Linked DNA regions of Mus musculus: region 2 is linked to region 1. A link is a loop called in an ENCODE intact Hi-C map of the cell type or tissue named here. Cell type or tissue: gastrocnemius. All regions are shown on one strand. Links, peaks and the distances in the headings refer to the core of each region. The heading gives the core; the rest is flanking DNA. Region 1 has its middle 48 kb from the start of Gm33249. Region 2 holds the start of Aipl1 (aryl hydrocarbon receptor-interacting protein-like 1).

Region 1 (9,011 bases), core at 728-8,727:
CAATAGCTGACTGTGAGCATCCACTTCTGTGTTTGCTAGGCCCCGGCATAGTCTCACAAGAGACAGCTACATCTGGGTCCTTTCGATAAAATCTTGCTAGTGTATGCAATGGTGTCAGCGTTTGGATGCTGATTATGGGGTGGATCCCTGGATATGGCAGTCTCTACATGGTCCATCCTTTCATCTCAGCTCCAAACTTTGTCTCTGTAACTCCTTCCATGGGTGTTTTGTTCCCAATTCTAAGGAGGGGCATAGTGTCCACACTTCAGTCTTCATTCTTCTTGAGTTTCATGTGTTTAGGAAATTGTATCTTATATCTTGGGTATCCTAGGTTTTGGGCTAATATCCACTTATCAGTGAGTACATATTGTGTGAGTTCCTTTGTGAATGTGTTACCTCACTCAGGATGATGCCCTCCAGGTCCATCCATTTGGCTAGGAATTTCATAAATTCATTCTTTTTAATAGCTGAGTAGTACTCCATTGTGTAAATGTACCACATTTTCTGTATCCATTCCTCTGTTGAGGGGCATCTGGGTTCTTTCCAGCTTCTGGCTATTATAAATAAGGCTGCTATGAACATAGTGGAGCATGTGTCCTTCTTACTGGTTGGGACATCTTCTGGATATATGCCCAGGAGAGGTATTGCTGGATCCTCCGGTAGTACTATGTGCAATTTTCTGAGGAACCGCCAGACTGATTTCCAGAGTATAACCCAATTTTAAAACAGAGAATAAAACTAAACAAAGAGTTCCCAAAAGATGAAGTATAAATTTCTGAGAAACATTTTTTAAAATGTTCAACATCTTTAGCCATCAGAGAAATGCAAACTACTTTATCAGAGAAATTAAAACTACTTCCCCAAGATAGAATGGCCAAAATCAAAAGACCAAATGACAGCATATCCTGGTGTGAATGTGGGGGAAGGGGGGAACTCATTCACCACTGGTGTGAGTGCACACTGGTGTAGCAACTTTGGAAATCAATGTTGAGTGTTTGCTTATTTGTTTGTTTGTTTCAAGCTAACGATAGATCTGCCCTATAATCCAGCTATACCACTCTTGGGCATTCCAAAGACTACTATATCCTACTCTAGAGGTTCCAGAAATACCTACTCATCTATGCTTATTGCTGTTCTATTTATAATAGCTAAGAAATGGAAACAGCTTAGAGATGTCTATCTTAGAATTTCTGTTGCAGTGATAAAAACACCATTATCAGCTCTCAGCCAAGGTCAAGAGCTGGCTCCTTTCCAAATACAGGCAACCAGAAAAAAAAAAACTGAGTTCCACTGCTATATTGAGATATTCATGGCCCTCTCCATTGATCCTGTCTTCCAGAATGATTTAAAAAAATGGGAGTATCCTATACACAATCACAAACTCAGCTCAGTTCCTTAAATTTGGTACAGAAATATGGACAGAAAAACCTCTCCAATTTCATCAAGTATGTGGCTGGCCAAGATATAGTCCCCATGGACCCGTTCAAGGCTAGTAACTTATTCAAGAATAGGAACATGATACAGGTAGCAATTCAAAGGAATTCAGTATAGCAGGGAGATTTGGATCGTCTGCAGAGATAAGCAATATCAAAATATCAATGTCACAACTATGAAGGTCTGCTAGTCTGTCATCACACTACAAGTGAGCACCAACAAATGTGCCAGGAAGCCTGGTATGACAGCTTTGATATCAGGCAACATTTCTGGGACCCTAAGAACCACATCCTGCCACTCACATAACACTACATCATCAGCCTCCAGATGGGCATCAACAAGTTACCAGCCAGGAAGGCAACCTCCTCTCTAAAAACTAGCCTTTATGGTACCAGAAGATACCATGCCATGCAAGCTTCTAAGGGAAGAAAGCAACCAAGAATCCTACCCAACTATAATGCCTATGAACCTTAGCAATGACCAGAATGGCATGATAACCCTAAGGATGTAGTAGTGGCACAAACACCTTAGTGGTAACCAAGAGCTCAATAACAAAGACTGGCTCAACAAAGGATTTATTCCTAGTCCTGGAAACGCCCATGCTGCCAACAGCCAGAGCTAATGGAAACCATGGATTTTGGAAGAGAATGTCCAACTGCCACTTTACAAAACCAGCATAATCCCTAACTACATTTTAAATATTTGTCCTTATAAGTATAGTCCCCACTCCTCATCAAGAAAATTCTTTGCAGCAAATGAGGACCATTATAGAAAAACCACAATAAATCAAAATACAGAGTTGTGGAACACAGTCCCAACTGATAACATCCACAACACAACATTTTCAGAAATGAAACACAATTATTTGTGTCAACCCTAGCTGAAAACAAAACAAACAAAATTTTGCAAACCAGAGGTTGTGGAGGATTTCATAGTGGTAGCTATCTAAGCTGTGAAAGCCTGGGAATGGCTCACAGATCCACTTTTATAGCATGCACAAGTCCTAAGGAGCCATGCCCAGAAACAAAGAAGAGAAACCAGAACACTAACTTTTGACAAAGGCCACAGACACATTGTTTTAAAAGCAGTTCTGCAAAAACAGTTGCTCAGCAACTATCCAGTCAACTCTTTACAGACACAATCCCTGTTACTACTTATGGTGGCCAGTACTACTGTTTTTAAATATGTGATATAAGCCTTCTCCAGCTTCCTCTAAAATTCTTCTTGCCTCACTCCTCCATGGTTTACTATGGCACATGCCTTCCTTCTGTCCCCCGATCTTTCCAGATAAATATTCTGTTTGGAACATATTTCTGGTTTTTAATTTAGACTGGCACTGCCTAAATTCACAGAGATTAAAACCATAAGACACCGTGAGTCCCAATATCTTCCTTCGCTTTACACTAAAGAGGAGCCTAGAACAAAGAGAAAGGAAGGCATGGGGAAGGTGGGTGGGAGGTTTGTTAAAAACAAACAAAACCCTTCCAATTTACATAGTTCAGTGAGTTCACTGTTTCGCCTAAGCCTGAAAATATACCAGTATCAGGAAATGAAGTGTCAAATTGTTGGGATTGTGTTGTTGTACTTCTGTTGCTAACCACACATGGAAATGGTTTCCCACATCACCCATCCTGCAAGGAGGTTGATTTGGGCTTTATGTTAGGAAGTATACAGACATGGGAAGAACTTGTTCACTCTCTGAGGGGTGGAGGCCAGAAAGACCATGTCTCCTAGAGGTGGAGGTGGCTGGAAAATCTTAGCCCTGAGGAATGATCCCACTGGTGACAGCTAGGGATTAGTCCAGCTTCAGAGATGGCCTCCAAGAGCAGGGGCAGCTGAGAACACAGGAAACTGCAGCCAGTATGAGTGACTTTCTCCTGTATCTACCGTCCTTTCTGCCTAATCCTTCAAGAGAATCCTGTTCCATCATATCTCATATTCTGGTCTCAGCTATGCTCCTGGAAACAACATTTTAGGGGTGCTCAGGTGAAGAACAGCAATGTTACAATTGGTGGCTTAGAAATGGACAACAGCTCTAGGAATCTTGGGAAAATAAAGATGGGCATAGTGTCCAACAAGACAGGCTGTCCAAGTAGCCAGTGGGAAGACTTAGAACTGACTCCAGACTCCCCACTGGACAATTTATGAACATTCTTAGAAATAACTGAGAGGAAGGGACATATGAAAAGGCTGGTGCTATAAGTTGCCAGGGTAGGGATTCAAGTCATTATAATTTGAATAGAGAAAGCAAGCATCCTTTCTTATATGTGGATTATCCATTAATTTCCGGTTGAAACAAGCAAGAAACAAGAAATCATTTTTAAAAATGTACTTCTAAAAGGCTCTTCTGAGAGAGAGAGAGAGAGAGAGAGAGAGAGAGAGAGAGAGAGAGAGAGAGAGAAAGCAGAGATTCAAGGCAACAGAAGTGGGTGACTTTCAAACTTCTGGTCTCAGAAGAGAGACAGCCAAAGGGGCTTTAGAGTATAAGAATTCAATAAACAGAAAGTACTTGAGTGTCATCTAGTGGCCGTATTTGATATCTGCTTAGAAGGATAAAAAAAATTGTAAAAGAAAGAAAACTCTCTCCAGATCTGAAAGCATCTCTGTGTTGATGTTGTGTGCACTGTCTCAGGCACAGAGATGGAGATGAGCCAGAGGAACACATGACATGACCAACAAACAGGCTAGGTCTTACATTCCAAGAGCTTCCATGATATTTTAAGGTAGAAGTCATGCAGAAAAAAATAAAATGAGGTAAAGTTCTAGAAGTGTTGTTTCATAAGAGGGATGTACCAAGCAAGCCTTTGACTACTCTTTATTTCTAAAGAGTGTCAAAGCCAGTGCATGGTCTCTGAATTGAGCATGGTCTCTTGGTGTGTTCAAGGATTAAGGTGACCAAGAGGATCAAGGCACAGGGAGGAAAGTGAGGTAGAGTGTATTGCCAAAGAGCTAGTGGAGGTGGGGTGGGGGTAGATCATGTCCCATGGCTGGTGAGCCTCTATGGTGATTTCAATAATCTGTAGACAGATGGTTTAGACTAGGGTGAGATGAACTGACTATAAGATTAAGTGAAGACTGTGTGCATCAGCAGGGAGAGTTATAGAGCTAGACCACTGATTTCTTTGAGCACAGTGAGAAGGATCATGTTCCAAGTCTATTTAAAAGACTGTGTGGTCAAACAGGGAAGTGGCTCAGCAGGTGAGAGCATTTGCAGCACATGCCTAATGACCTGAATTCAATCTCTAGAACCCACATTAAAAGCTGGGGAGTGCAGCATGCATTTTTAATACTCCCAGTACTCCTATGGTGAGACGGAAAGTGGAGACTCCAGTAAGGTAGAATGTGAGAAATAGCTATTGAATGTTGTCCTCTAACCTCCACAGGCACAGTGGCATCCATACATCCACTGACTCAACCAACCAACCAATCAGCCAACTAGCTGTCCAACCACCCAACCAACCAGCCAACTAGCCATTCAACCAGCCAACCAACCAGCCAACTAGCCATTCAACCAGCCAACCAACCATCTGACCAGCCAGCCAACCATCCAGCCAACCATCCAACCAGCCAGCCAGCCAGCCAGCCAGCCAGCCAGCCAGCCAGCCAGCCAGCCAGCCAACCAGCCAACCAATGAATTTAAAAGTTAAGAAGTATAGTGGGGTTGTGTGATAAATGCTTCCCAGACAAGCACAAGGACCTGAGTTCCATTCCTAGCACCCAAATAAAAAGCACGAGGAATCTAGAGACAGGAGGATCCTTTGAGTTCACTGGCCAGCCAACTTAGCTTAATCACTAAGTCCACTAAAGGAGTCCCACATGAAGACCCAGCTATGCAACTGTTACATATATGCAGAGGGCCTAGCTCTATCCCATGCATGATCTCTGGTTGATGGTTTGGTTTCTATGAGCCACTATGGGCTCAAATTAGTTGATTTTATAAGTTTTCTTGTTTGTCCTTGACCCTTATAGCTCCCTCAATCTTTCCTCCCTCTTTTTCACAGAATTACCCAAGCTTAATGTTTGGCTATAGGGCTCTGCATCTGTTCCCATCAGTTGCTGGGTGAAATCTCTCAGATGACAGTTAAAATCATTAATAGTGTCAGGGGTGGTATCTCTTTCATGGTACAGGTCTCAAGTTGGGCCAGTCATTTGTTGGCCTACCCCTCAAATTCTGCTTCATCTTTTACACCTGCACATTTGTAGGCAGGACAAATTGTGGATCTAAGGATTTGTGGCTGGGTTTGGTGTCCCAGTCTCTCCACTGAAAGTCTTGCCTGGTTACAAGAGATGGCATGTTCAGGCTTCAAACCCTTATTGTTAAGAGTCTTAGCTAGGGTCATCCTCATAGATTCCTGGGAGTTTCCATTATCTGAGGTTTCTAGCTCATCCTAAACAAGCCCCCCCCCAATTCCAGTTGTCTCTCCCACTACCCTCTCTCTCCACCTCCTTCTCACCTCATCTCTCCTGTTCCCCTCCCCAACTCCTCCTGCAGCCAGTTCCCTCCCTCCATCTACCCCCAGTGTCTAGTCTAATCTATTTCCCCTTCACCATGAGACTCAAGTGAGTCAGGTGGTCCTTTCTTGTTAATCAGCTTCTTGGGTCTGTGGTTTGTACAAAACTTATCCTTTACTTTACAGCTAATAGCTACTTATAAGTGAATACATACCATGTTTGTTTTTCTAGGTCTGGGTTACCTTACTCAGGACTATCTTTTTCTAGTTCCACCTATTTGCCTGCCTATTTCATGATGTCCTTGGTTTTAATAGCTGAGTAGTAGTCCATTGTGTAAATGTACCACATTTTCTTTATCCATTCATTGGTTGAGGGACATGAAGGCTGTTTCCAGTTTCTGGGTATTATGAAGAAAGCTGCTGTGAACATAGTTGAGCAAGTGTTCTTGAGGTATGGTAGAGAGTTTTAGGACTATATACCCAGGAGTGGTAAAGCTGGGTCTTGAGGTAGAACTACTTCCAATTTTCTGAAAAAAAAAAGTTAAATTTATTTCCAAAGTGATGGTACACATTTGTATTCCCACCAGCAATAAAGCAGCACCCCCTTGTTACCTCTTGAGTTTTTATCTTACCAATTCTGATGGGTGTAAGATGAGTCGCAGAGTCATTTTGATTTGTATTTTCCTGATGATTAAGGATGTTGAAATTTTCCTTAAGTGCTTCTCAGCCATTAGAAACTCCTCTGTTGAGAATTCAAATCTTTGCCATACTTTTAATTGGGTTATTTTGGTTTGTTGAGGTGTGATTTTTTTTTTTTTTAGTTCTTTATATATCTCGATATTAGCCCTCTTTCAGATAAAGAGTTGGTGAAAATATTTTCCCATTTTGTCCTTTTGATATGTCCTGTGTCTTGCAAAAGCTTTTCAACTTTATGAGGTAACATTTGTTAGTTGTTGATCTTAGTGCCTGAGTTATTAGTGTTCTTCTATTCAGGAAGTTGTCTCCTATGCCAATGCATTCAAGAATATTCCACACTTTCTCTTCTATAAAATCAGGATGACTGTTGCCTCATAAAATGAATTTGGCAGTATTCCTTGTGTTTCTATTTTGTGGCATAATTTTAGGAGTGTAGGCATAAATTTTTTGGCAACCTACTTTTAATAAATGTTCAACCTCTCCTCTTGCCCACCAGAGGTAGTGGAAGAGAAAAATTATTAGGAAACAGGGGAAGTGAACCTGTTCAGCAATAGTTCTTTTGGGGTAGCTTGATCTTCTTATAGCAGTTCAGACCTATAGCAAACACCAAATATGACTTAGCAGCTGCAGACCAGTCCTCTAGGCAGGCAGACACCAGGCACAACCCAGAACTGTAGTTCAATGCCGAAGAAACTGCCAGGCTTGCCAACCAACTGGCTGAGGCAAGGCTGAAGAAGTAGCAAGCTGCTGCAGGAACCTCATGAGAAGTTCTTGGGTTTCTCTCAATGGCAACATTGCCACAAGTTGAGTTCAACAATGCTATGTAAGGCAAACCAATACACGTGTGTTGTTAGCTAAGAATAGCGAGGCAAGCAAACCAAACCAATGCTTGTCTCCCATTGACTGTGGAGTCATACTTATACTTTTTCATCACGGGTCCTATCACATGTTTGCTTTATCAAAACATCCTTTTTCCTGTGTCTACTTTAGAAAAACATTCTTTCATGTGTCTGCTTTAGCAAGACATCCTTCACCTGTGTACCCCAGCCAAAACATCATTTGACATAACTGACTTTCCAAACAAACCAGAAGCTTCCACTTCAAAGGAGTCTTTGGTATTAGCGCTTCTTTGAAAGTCTGATAGAACTCTGCACTAAAACTGTCTTGGGTTTTTTGTTTTTGTTTGTTTGTTTTTTGATTGATTGGTTTTTAGATTTTGTTGTTGTAGTTGTCTTGTTTTGGTTTTGGTTTTGGTTGAGAGTCTTTTAATGTCTGCTTCTGTTCCTCGGGACTTATAGGTCTATTTAGATTGTTTACATGATCTTGGTTTAGTTTCGGTAATTGGTGCCTATCATGGAAAACATCCACTTTGTTTAGATTTTCCAATTTTTTGGAGTACAGGTTCTTGAAGTAAAATCTAATGATTCCTTGAATGTCCTCTGTGTCTGTTATTATGCCCCCTTTGCATTTCTGATTTTGTTAATTTGGGTATTTTTTCTTAGCCTTTTAGTTAGTTTCGCCAAAGGTTTGTCTATCTTATTGATTTTCTCAAAGAACCATCTCCGTGTTTCATTGATTCTTTGTATTGTTCTCTGTTTCTAATTTGTAAACGTGACTTTTATTTGCCAGACATATGTCTTTTCACAGCTTACTGCTGAATAAGCTCATCCCTTACAGTTCTTTCTGAACTCTGGCTATCTCATTCATCTCAGCTGTTCTGGCTCATTCCTCTCCAAGATGACATATTCAAGGCTTCTCTCAACTTCTTACTGAATTGCTTTGCTTGGCAATTCTGACTTTTATAATATGTTTTAATCTCTGGCTCCTCAGTTTCTGGCTCCTTCTATCTTCACCTGTGTTCTATCACCTGCCTTTGTAAAACTATTCTGCTAAAAGTGACACATACCACCTTTCTCTCCCGGTGCCTAAGGTAGTCTCTCTTTCCTGTGCTGTTCTTGTAACAGTAAGGTGTATCTTATCTCTGACTCATTCTGCCAAATCTTTCTCTAGTTCATCACTTTGTCTTCTCCTCAGTTAGATGTCTCTTTCAAACATGACTACTTCCTTTTACAAACCAATTTTACCTTATTCCAGCCAGAGGGATTAAAGGTGTGTACTAAGGGTGAGTCTGTATTCCGGATTACACAAACCTAGGTTTATGGATGTGATCCCTTGTGACAGTAGTCATGTTCATGGACTAAAAACTCTCTATATGATTTTATTGATTTTAGCCCTGAGTTTTATTCTTTCCTGCCATATACTCTTCTTGGGTGTGTTTGATTATTTTTGTTCTAGAGATTTCAGTTGTGCTGTTAAGTCACTAGTATGAAATTGTGGAATATCACTAAATATTTTCTTTTTAAAAAAATATGGTGTACTATCAAAGTAGACCTACGTTCCAGAAAAAGACATCAGATTCCATTATAGATG
Region 2 (9,011 bases), core at 1,012-9,011, 700 kb before region 1:
AGGCCTGTTGGGCAATTGTGGATGCCAGAAAGATGACCAATGGCATCATGGTCAGCAGCTGCCTCCGTTGCAAGGCGGCAATTTGTCCGTCTTTCCATCCTAGCCTATTCCCCATAGGCTAAGTGGAGTGGCACACAGGTCACGGAGCCTCGGCGCTTACGCAGGGCACCAGCAGTATGCTGTTTTCACAAATTTTCCTCTCCGGAGCAGATTTAGCAATCCAGCCAAGGCCTCGGATCCGATGGGGCGTTTGCAACTCCTAGACATTCCCTTTGTCTTGTGGGTCCTATCCAGAGCTCCTGACCCGTTCCCCATTCAGAGCTCCCCGTGAGACCGTCCCCCACCCCCCTCCTTAAGCCCCTCGGTAACCCCGCATGCTCACCTCCCTGCTCGATACCCGGACCCGAAGATCAACACCCTCTCCTAGCCCACCGCAGCCGATTTGAAACTCCGCGCGGCCCCGCCCCGCCCCGGCGCTTGCAGCCCATTGGCCCTATCAGCCATCCACCACCGCCGCCCCGGATTTCGATTGGTCTTTTTCTCTCGTGACTGTAAATCCTGCTTTGGGATTGGCCTGGCCACGCCCATACATCGTTCGTAGACCCCCCACCTGGCTCGCCGCAGAGGGGTCCAGGTCGCCACCGGATCACTGTTACCGACCAGCCCGCCTCCCTACATCCCGGCTGCTTGGTCCCAGGCGACCGCGCCTAGTCCATCGTTCTCCCAAGCTCTCTTCTTCAAGCATGCAGGTCAGGGTGCAGGATGCTGCGGGGGTTCAGGTCACCGCCACCCAGGGCACGCGCCCCTTTCAGTCCTTCACCCCGCCTAACTTCTCTCCCACGATAAGTAGTTTTGTCAAAGCGATAGGCTGGGACTGCCGAGCTTTGCGATCCCTGGGAAGTTTTGTTTCAAATTCCCCGCGTAATTCTCTTCCTTCCTGCGAGATGGCCCTGCCCCTGTCTGTTCCTCAAACAAACACCCTGCTGGCGGCGCCCAAGAAAGCACATCTCAGAGGAGGGGACAGACTGTAGATCACCCTCTCCACAGTTAGGTCAGTTCCTCTGCCGGGTCTTGCTCTACGCATCTTTCAATCTTTCTTTCCTGTAGTCTGCCAGCAAGCTAAAAAAACAAAACAAGAAACAAAGACGACGACGACAAACAACAGCAACCCAGGCTGGGTCACTTTCTCCCATGCTTTCATTTTTATGGTTTTGACTTTTTTTAAAAAAAATATTTTTATTTTTAATTATATGTCTCTGTGCATGTAAATGCCTGTGGGGTGGCGTGGTGGCGACACAGAAGAGGAAGTCAGACCCTCTGGAGCTGGAGTTAGAGGTGGTTGGTTCTAACTGGCCACACTCAGCCTCCCCAAGATTGAAATCAAGGGGCCTGGCGTGCCACCACAATGGGGCCTTCTTATCGGTCCTCAAAAAAGAATTTCTCTTCTCCCTCCTCTCTCCTTTCCTCAGCCTGGAGTGAGACTCCTAGAGACTCTTCAGGCCTCTTCCTGGTGTCAGGATTGTCTGACCCTCTCCTGACCTCAGTGTTTACCTCCCAACCCCCTATAATAATAATGGTTGATTTGTGTGTAGCACTTGCAAACACTCCCTTTCTATCAGCAAGCCCAGTTTATCCCCAGTGCTCTGCAGCTCTGTGAGGTAGCTGGGGTGTGGAGAGACTGGCCGTACACTTCACTCACTAACTGTAGCAGGGTGAAGGACCCAAAGGCCATGCATGCAGGGACGTTGTCTGTGTGACCAGGGTTGACCCCCTCACTGTTGCTCCTCAGACCCCACCCTTTTCCAGCTGGGGTCTCTCCCTTGACTCCTGAAGCCAGCACTCTTCTGGGTCCTGTCACCTCCTGCTGGCTGCATAAAGCCAACAGAGCCAAGACACTGGTTCCCTGCTCCCCCAAAGTCTCTCTAATCTCACCAAGGGGAACTTGTGACTTATTAAACTCTGTGCTTTCTTCCTTCTTACACCCATGGGTCTCAAGTTCAGCATGTGTAGAGAGACAAGTATTTCCAGACCAAATCTCCAATAATCAATCAGAGAACTGTACCGTTATCTAAACGTGAGACCTTGACAATGAGCTGGCTAGGCAGAGGATATGTTTGTAGGCATTTATCTTTGTGACTGTGTGTTTGTGTTTTGTTTTTTGCACAGGACATATCATGTTTAAGACCACTCTTTGAAAGAAACCACACACACATACACACACACACACACACACACACACACACACACACACACACACACAAACACTCCCCTCTCTCTCTCTCTGTCTCTCTCTCTGTCTCTCTCTCTCTGTCTCTGTCTCTCTCTCTGTCTGTCTCTCTCTGTCTCTGTCTGTCTCTCTCTGTCTCTGTCTTTCTCTCTCTGTCTGTCTCTCTCTGTCTCTCTGTCTCTCTCTGTCTCTCTCTCACACACACACACAACCCCAAACAAATCTCCCTGAACTACTGTGACTGTTTGATGTGCTCAGAGAAACTCTATTGCTGTCACCTTGGGTGACAGTGGATATAGGCTGAGGTTCGAGAGCCTATGAGCTCTCTTTTGCTTGATGATTTTGTCCCCCAGCCCCTCTCTCCTCCATGGGATTGTTTACCAGGAATCAGAAATGCGTGCTTCTCAACCTGCTTGTGTTAGGCCACTTGTGTTTGTGATCACAATCAGGAGATACTTGCAGTGAATCAGAGGGAGGAGGAGAGTGCTTTCTATGAAGACGGAATTCAAAGTGTGGGTATGACTCAATGAAGACGAAACACTAGGAAATGATTCTCTCCCTCCCTCTCTCTCTCTCTCTCTCTCTCTCTCTCTCTCTCTCTCTCTCTCTTTGTTTTTTCAGCGCTTTCCCGCACTCAGTTCCCCCAGCACCTGCCACAGCGCCTGGAGTGTCAAGGCATCCATAATAAGGGCTTATAATTTCTGAGCCCTTAACCACTCGTCAGACACTCAGCTAAGAGCATCCACATTCTTGCTCCTCCGTTCTCACTGTAGGTCTAGGGAGTCGGATCTATTTTTAACCTCATTACTGATGACGACACTGGAGATTCAGACAGGCGGAGATCCTGGGTCTCTGACTCTGAGCCCCGTGTTCCTCTCTTTGGGTCACACATCCTTGCTAAGCATCTAGAGCGTGTGTGCATGCATGGCATGTCTGTAGAGAGACTTCTGAATGCTTGCAGCCCTCTACCCTTTTGCCACTTGGAGCTGTAACTGGCGGACCAGGTTAATGAAGGGAAGTCTCCATGGCAACGAAAGAAGGCAGAAGAAGTATTTTCTTCTGAATGGGAAGCTGCTCCCTTCAGCCATGCATAGAGAGTGGCTGGAGGGGGGCTCCACGCAGGTGTAGCTCTTTGATGGGGGCCAGGTGCAGGGTCTCCTCAGATGGAGGACAATAAAGCAAGAAACCCAAGTGAGGCTCAGCTCTGCCTTTTCCTCTGCGGAGGAGGAAGGGATAGAAGAGGGGTGTCCCAGCAGCCCCCTCTCCCCTGGCTTCTGCTTCTGCCTCAAAGCTTTCACTAGTTCCCCTCATCCACACCCAGCAGTTACTATGTGCAGAGTGCCATGGGTTCGAAGAGCCAGGGACTATGGGAAGTACACGGGGCACTGGGACTTTAGCTGGGTTGGAGGTTGGTTTTCCCAAATATGTGGCATTCTACCTGAGGCACTGGGTGCGGGGTGATGTCAGGAACATTGCCACATTCCAGGACTGACTAGAGTAAGGCTAAGAGAAACAGCATACGTAGGGTGGAGACCAGGACCAGAGACTTGAAGGTTAGGACAGGAGCTTAGAACAGATCTGAAGAGAGTGGGAAGTCATCTGGATTTGAAGAGAGGAACAGGTGACTGGAAATGTTTTCCAATGAGGCCTTGGAAACCTTTGAAGCTATGGTCTAAATAGACAGTGGACCAGTGTCCCCCACCCCCACCCCACCCCCCTTAGCAGTGAAGCCTGACCTCTGGAATCCCTTTGCTGTGTGCTATGACTCCCTGCAAAGTAAGATATGGAAACAGTAACCAAGGGTGAAGCATCCAGATGGGGCATGAAAGTCCTTTTCTGCCATTGTGCATCTAATCAGGAGAGAGAAATGTTCCAAAGAGAAACTGCATTATAAGGAGTCATTATACAGCAACTCACAGAGCACGCATCAGGTCGGGAGAATACAGCAGGGATCTCAGAGTCAGTACCTGACCCTGGTGTATGTGGCATGGCAGGCACTGTTTTCCCTGATGGTCCATTCTTCCTCAGTAACATGCTCCTTTAAGCTACTGTGTGGCTGGGGAGAGATGGAAGAGGAAAAAAGTGTCTACACCTCTCTAAGGCTGGGATGGAAACAGACCCGAGTGGGGCTGCTGGCACTCAGGGAGAGCTTTCTACAAAGCCAGGTTGCATCCTGTTTCTGACTGGTTAGCCTAGGTTTGTGGCCCTTTAAGGCAAGGACTTCTCATGGAAATCAAGACTTTTGAGGGTGCTGGATATCCCCAGGATTCTGGCCTTCCTGGAGAAGGGAAACGCCCAAGGCCATGAAGCCATTAATGTAGGAAGCTCTGGTTGGCTATTAGCCAGCTATAATGTCCCCTCATGGCAAGGTCTGTTACCTCTCTGTCAATGCCCAAAAGGGACTGTGGTGGTGGTGGTGTGATCAGAATCCTTCATTTATCTTAAGGCTCTGGGAAAGAAGCATGAAAATTTAAGCTGGCCACAAGGTGGCGCCAAACACCAAGCCGACACATTACGTTTTCTCCTCTAGTTCCCCAAGGGGGTTCAGTGGGCTCCACATAAGCTCTGCTTGTTTCTCTGAACCCAGGACAAAGGCCTTCTAAAGGACTGGGGAGAGCCCGACTCCTCAGCCAGATCTTAGAGTGGAGACAGAAGCTTGACACTAGGAATTTATCAATTTCCCCCAGAACTGGGGTAACTCTCTTAGTCACCCCAAAGTTAGAAACCTTCTCCCAGACCCCAGGAGGAGAGGAGCAGGGGAAAGTGGAGATGTTAAGGGTCAGAGACTGGGACAATGTCCGCACTACAGGTACAGGAAGGCAATGGTGGCTTTGGGCCTCCCTCCTTTTCCCCTCGGATGGCCCCAGCTGTCTACTGCTGCCTGCTTTCTTCTCTCCTTCCCCACAGAAACATCTGTGGACCTTTTTTTTTGAGGTGGCACAAAGGAAAACCTTGATGTAGTCACTATGGGTGTCAGACCGGGGATCTGCATCTGCTGAGAGATCCTGAGGAATGTGGACGGTGGGGTCTGTAGTGCCTAGACTACCTTCCTTCTGCCTTTCTTCCTTCTTCCCTCCCTGTCGGGGAATCCCCTGGGTGATGTCAGCTGCTGTCCTCCCCTCTGGTGGGATTATCTAGGCTTGCACAGGCCTCTTCCCAGGTATCAGCCAGATTGTTCCCTGCTTTGGTAGGATTATCTAGGCCTGAACAAACCTCTCCCCTACCTGCAGCATGGACGTCTCTCTACTCCTCAATGTGGAGGGTGTCAAGAAGACCATTCTGCATGGGGGGACGGGAGAGCTCCCCAGCTTCATCACTGGCTCTCGAGTGAGTATCTACGCCCAGATAGGACCCCGTGGTTCTTTTCTCTGTTTCAGTTGGGCCCAGGGCATTGCAGGTATCCCTTCCTACTGCAGCCAGGCAGGACCTTGCTGGACTTGCCTTTCCATTACCCAGGCTCCCTTGCTTTGGAGTTTATAGACAGGTCTTTTTGGTAGTTTTCAGGGTAGCTTTAGCTAAGAGGAGAGGTTAAGGAAAATTTCCAGAGCTCCAAATGTCAAGTTAGTAGGAAGGAACCTCAGGAGATATGGCGTTTGTCCTCTTGTGTTTGATGGGTCTCTCAGGGGTGGAGGAACACACTCCTGGACATTGGAGCTTATTGGAGAAGGAATTCCTGGCGCTTGGCTGTGAGAGATAGGCATAGGGTTTGCTGGAAAGGAATGGGTTTCTTGTAGGGACTTGTAGGTATTTCTTGAGGGGAGCTGAGGCATCTTATCTTGTGAGATGTGGGTGAACTGACCCCCAAGAACAGCCTCAGTAGCCTGCAGTGGTTGGGTGACACGGCTGCTGGAACTGGGGGAGATATGTCTACACCAAAGCCCTCTGTTCTGGGGACCAGGTGACCTTTCATTTCCGCACAATGAAGTGTGATGACGAGCGCACGGTGATCGATGACAGCAAGCAGGTGGGCCAGCCCATGAGCATCATCATCGGCAACATGTTCAAGCTGGAGGTGTGGGAGACGCTGCTGACCTCCATGCGGCTGGGCGAGGTGGCTGAGTTCTGGTGCGACACCATTGTAAGTAGTCTCGTGGCTCCCTCTGCACTCTGTTCCCTCACGCGCTTCCCAGAGCTGTCAGGGTTCAGGAAAGTTAGGGTAAAACAAGACACTGCAGGTGAAGACACCTCCATCCCTATTCTCTGCCATTACAAACATGGCACCCAGCCCTTCAGATAAAGCAGGCCTTAAAGTGACGTGGAGTATGTGGTTGGCGCAGGGGCTGTGGGAACATGTGGCCTCACATGGTAGGAGAGGGCCCCCCTTTCCTTTTTGCTCAGCATCGTAGATCCTGGAGACTCAAGCCACCGAGCACATCCTTCCCCTCCCCCATTCCTCCCAACTCTATGACTCAATTCATATTTATATCACATATGAAACATCTTTACAACTTCTTGTTTTGTGCTTGGGAGGGATAGGTATTTCTTAGAGAAACTGTCAAATATGCAAAAGTCAAGGAAAAAAACAAGTTGTGAGTTCCTGCCACCTATCAATGCATAATCCCCCCCCCTTGTATCCACCTCTGTCCAGGGAACTTTCTTCAGTATCCCACGTGGTATGGGCACATTTCAGACATCGTGCCAGCTCATGTAGACACACTAGAATTTGAAACTCTAAAAATACAAGACATACACACACACACACACACACACACACACACACACACACCACAGCATCATTGTTACATCTTCAGAAGACCCAAACAATCCCTTCATGTTCTCTAATTGCCTGTCACAGTTAGGATTCTCTGACCATATAATTTATTCCATTTTAAAAGTTTTTATTTTTAAGTACGGGTATACATGTGTGTATCTATGAGCATCCGTTTACAGGAGTGCAGGTACCCAAAGAGTGCGGTAAGAGGGGGTTGGGTCCACTGGAGCTGGAGTTGCAGGCGGCCGTGAGCAGCGTGGCATAGGTTCCCGGAAGTGAACTCTACTGCTCTGAAAGAACAACAAATGCTCTTAACGGCTGATCCATCCCTCCAGCTCTCTCATTTGTTCTTTATAAACAAGTGACATTTCTGTGTTCAGGCAGGACCCAAATAGGGTCAATGGGTTAGGCTTTGGCAGTGTAGCCCTGTGTCTCCTTTCTCTCTGGGGTCTCCTGCCTCTTCTGGGTCATGTTGGGCACTGAGTTAGCAGTCCTGGAGAGATGCACACACATTTGGATTCAGCTGGTTGCTTCAGAATGTAATTGTCTGACATATTCCTTTATTTCCTCTATTTTTGAAAAATGGGCTTTTAGCCTCAAGGGCTTGAAAAGATTCTAGCTTTCTTTCCTCTCTCCTTCTCACTGTCCCCCCGCCCCCGTCTTTTCCCCCTCCCCCCGTTATTTTTGGGCCAAGTTTCATGTAACCCAGGCTGGCCTCAGACTTCTGGTGTAGCTGAGGATGACCTTGAAGTTCTGACCCTCCTGCCCAGTTTCAAGGGTTACAGGTACGCACCGCTACCCTTGGTTTATTTAGAGAGCAAACCCAGGGACCTGCGCATGCTGGGCCAGTGCTCGACCAATGGAGTCCCACCCCCAGCCTCTGTTTAAAGTCACAGATAGCTCTGTTAACTTCTCACAGAGGGCCCCACTGTGCCTGCCTATCTCAAGATTGAGATTGATGGGTGAGTTCAGGTGTTGACAAGCTGAGCTGTCTATCACAAAGCTCCCCCTGGATTTTCACAGTGGATGGTAGATAGATACTCTTTATTTCATGGGGAGCTAATGACCTTTTTGAAAGAGCAGTGTGTAGAGAGAGAGACTGCATTTGAGATGTGTTCTATTAGTGTGGAGTGACCTGGGAGGTCCTTTCTCCTCTTGCCACACTCTCTCCTTATCTGTAAGTGAATGAAGACATACCCGGGGCTATTTTGGGAACCACAGAATATGATATAAATGAGCAGAGGTCACAGTATTTATAAGGTGATTAAATAGTAGAAGTTATTATTTTGAGCTAGAATGCTGAAGAGCCACACTTTCATTTTATTGAGGAGCCTTGCTGTGGGTAAGATTCTGAGAGAGGAAGTAACCTGCTGTGGTTCAAACAAGTTGAGGGGCAGGATCGAAATGGGGTCCTTAGCCTTCCTGTTGGATACATGCATCTTTCAATAAGGCCAGACTGCAGTGCCAACCAATAGGAGTGCAGTGTAACACATTACACCTGGGTGTTCCTCAGTACACCAGAGCCCAGCGTCTTTTCTTTGCAACAGTATCTGTGTCATAATTTTTATCCCAATGTCCTTTAAATTGAAAAAAAAAGTGTGTGTCTGTCAGTTCAGGACTTCATCCAGTTGGCTTATTCTGTGATAGGTTAGTTTAGAATTGTTTCTCAGAGGCACCTGACCTTGTGAGACCCCTGTGTACCGACTTCAGGCTTTCTGTTCTACAGGGCCTTGTCACCAGCAAGAATAGCCAACCCCCAATTATGCTCCCCGGGGTGCATATTTGATAATGTGGTAGGCTGCAAGAACAGAATGCTGTCAATAGGATCTTGACTAGTTGACAGACTTGCTGTTTGCAAAGTCCTGAGCTGCTGCTCCCTCCAGGAGTTGTCCTGTGACTCTGTGGTCTTTTGGCTTCTTCAGCAGTTACGTGATGTACCTCTCATAGTGGGCAAGCTTTAGACATAGTGACTGTTGGTTTTCCCAATGCTCATGGCTTTCACGAATGTGCACTTGAGTCACTTGTCCACATATACAGCCATACTTTATCTATACATCCATCCACCCCACCCTC

Evidence for each region. A loop is a pair of places that touch in the nucleus more often than their neighbours do. Peaks named below come from ENCODE experiments on the same cell type or tissue, not always from the same donor. Only the 100,000 strongest peaks of a DNase experiment are listed, where the experiment ranks them.
Region 2: a loop joins it to region 1, with 7 times the contacts of the local background. A loop is called at or near these places in 28 of 42 quality-filtered maps.

Annotation. Positions count from the first base shown.
Region 1 is chr11:71,332,563-71,341,573 of GRCm38, reverse strand. It overlaps the pseudogene Gm17874. Among named protein-coding and RNA genes, the nearest start is that of Gm33249, 48 kb to the left of the region's middle. In gastrocnemius, for the core only: a CTCF peak has its summit at 3,958 (motif pointing left); no DNase peak of the experiment used is centred there.
Region 2 is chr11:72,033,906-72,042,916 of GRCm38, reverse strand. It overlaps Aipl1 (aryl hydrocarbon receptor-interacting protein-like 1), which reads left to right and starts at 5,408. Exons shown (of 6, transcript NM_053245.2): 1 at 5,408-5,554; 2 at 6,126-6,305. The coding sequence starts at 5,459. It overlaps Pimreg (PICALM interacting mitotic regulator), which reads right to left and starts at 415. Exons shown (of 6, transcript NM_144526.3): 1 at 383-415. In gastrocnemius, for the core only: a CTCF peak has its summit at 4,707 (motif pointing right); DNase peaks (open chromatin) are centred at 1,324 and 4,711; H3K4me3 peaks cover 444 bases; H3K27ac peaks cover 584 bases.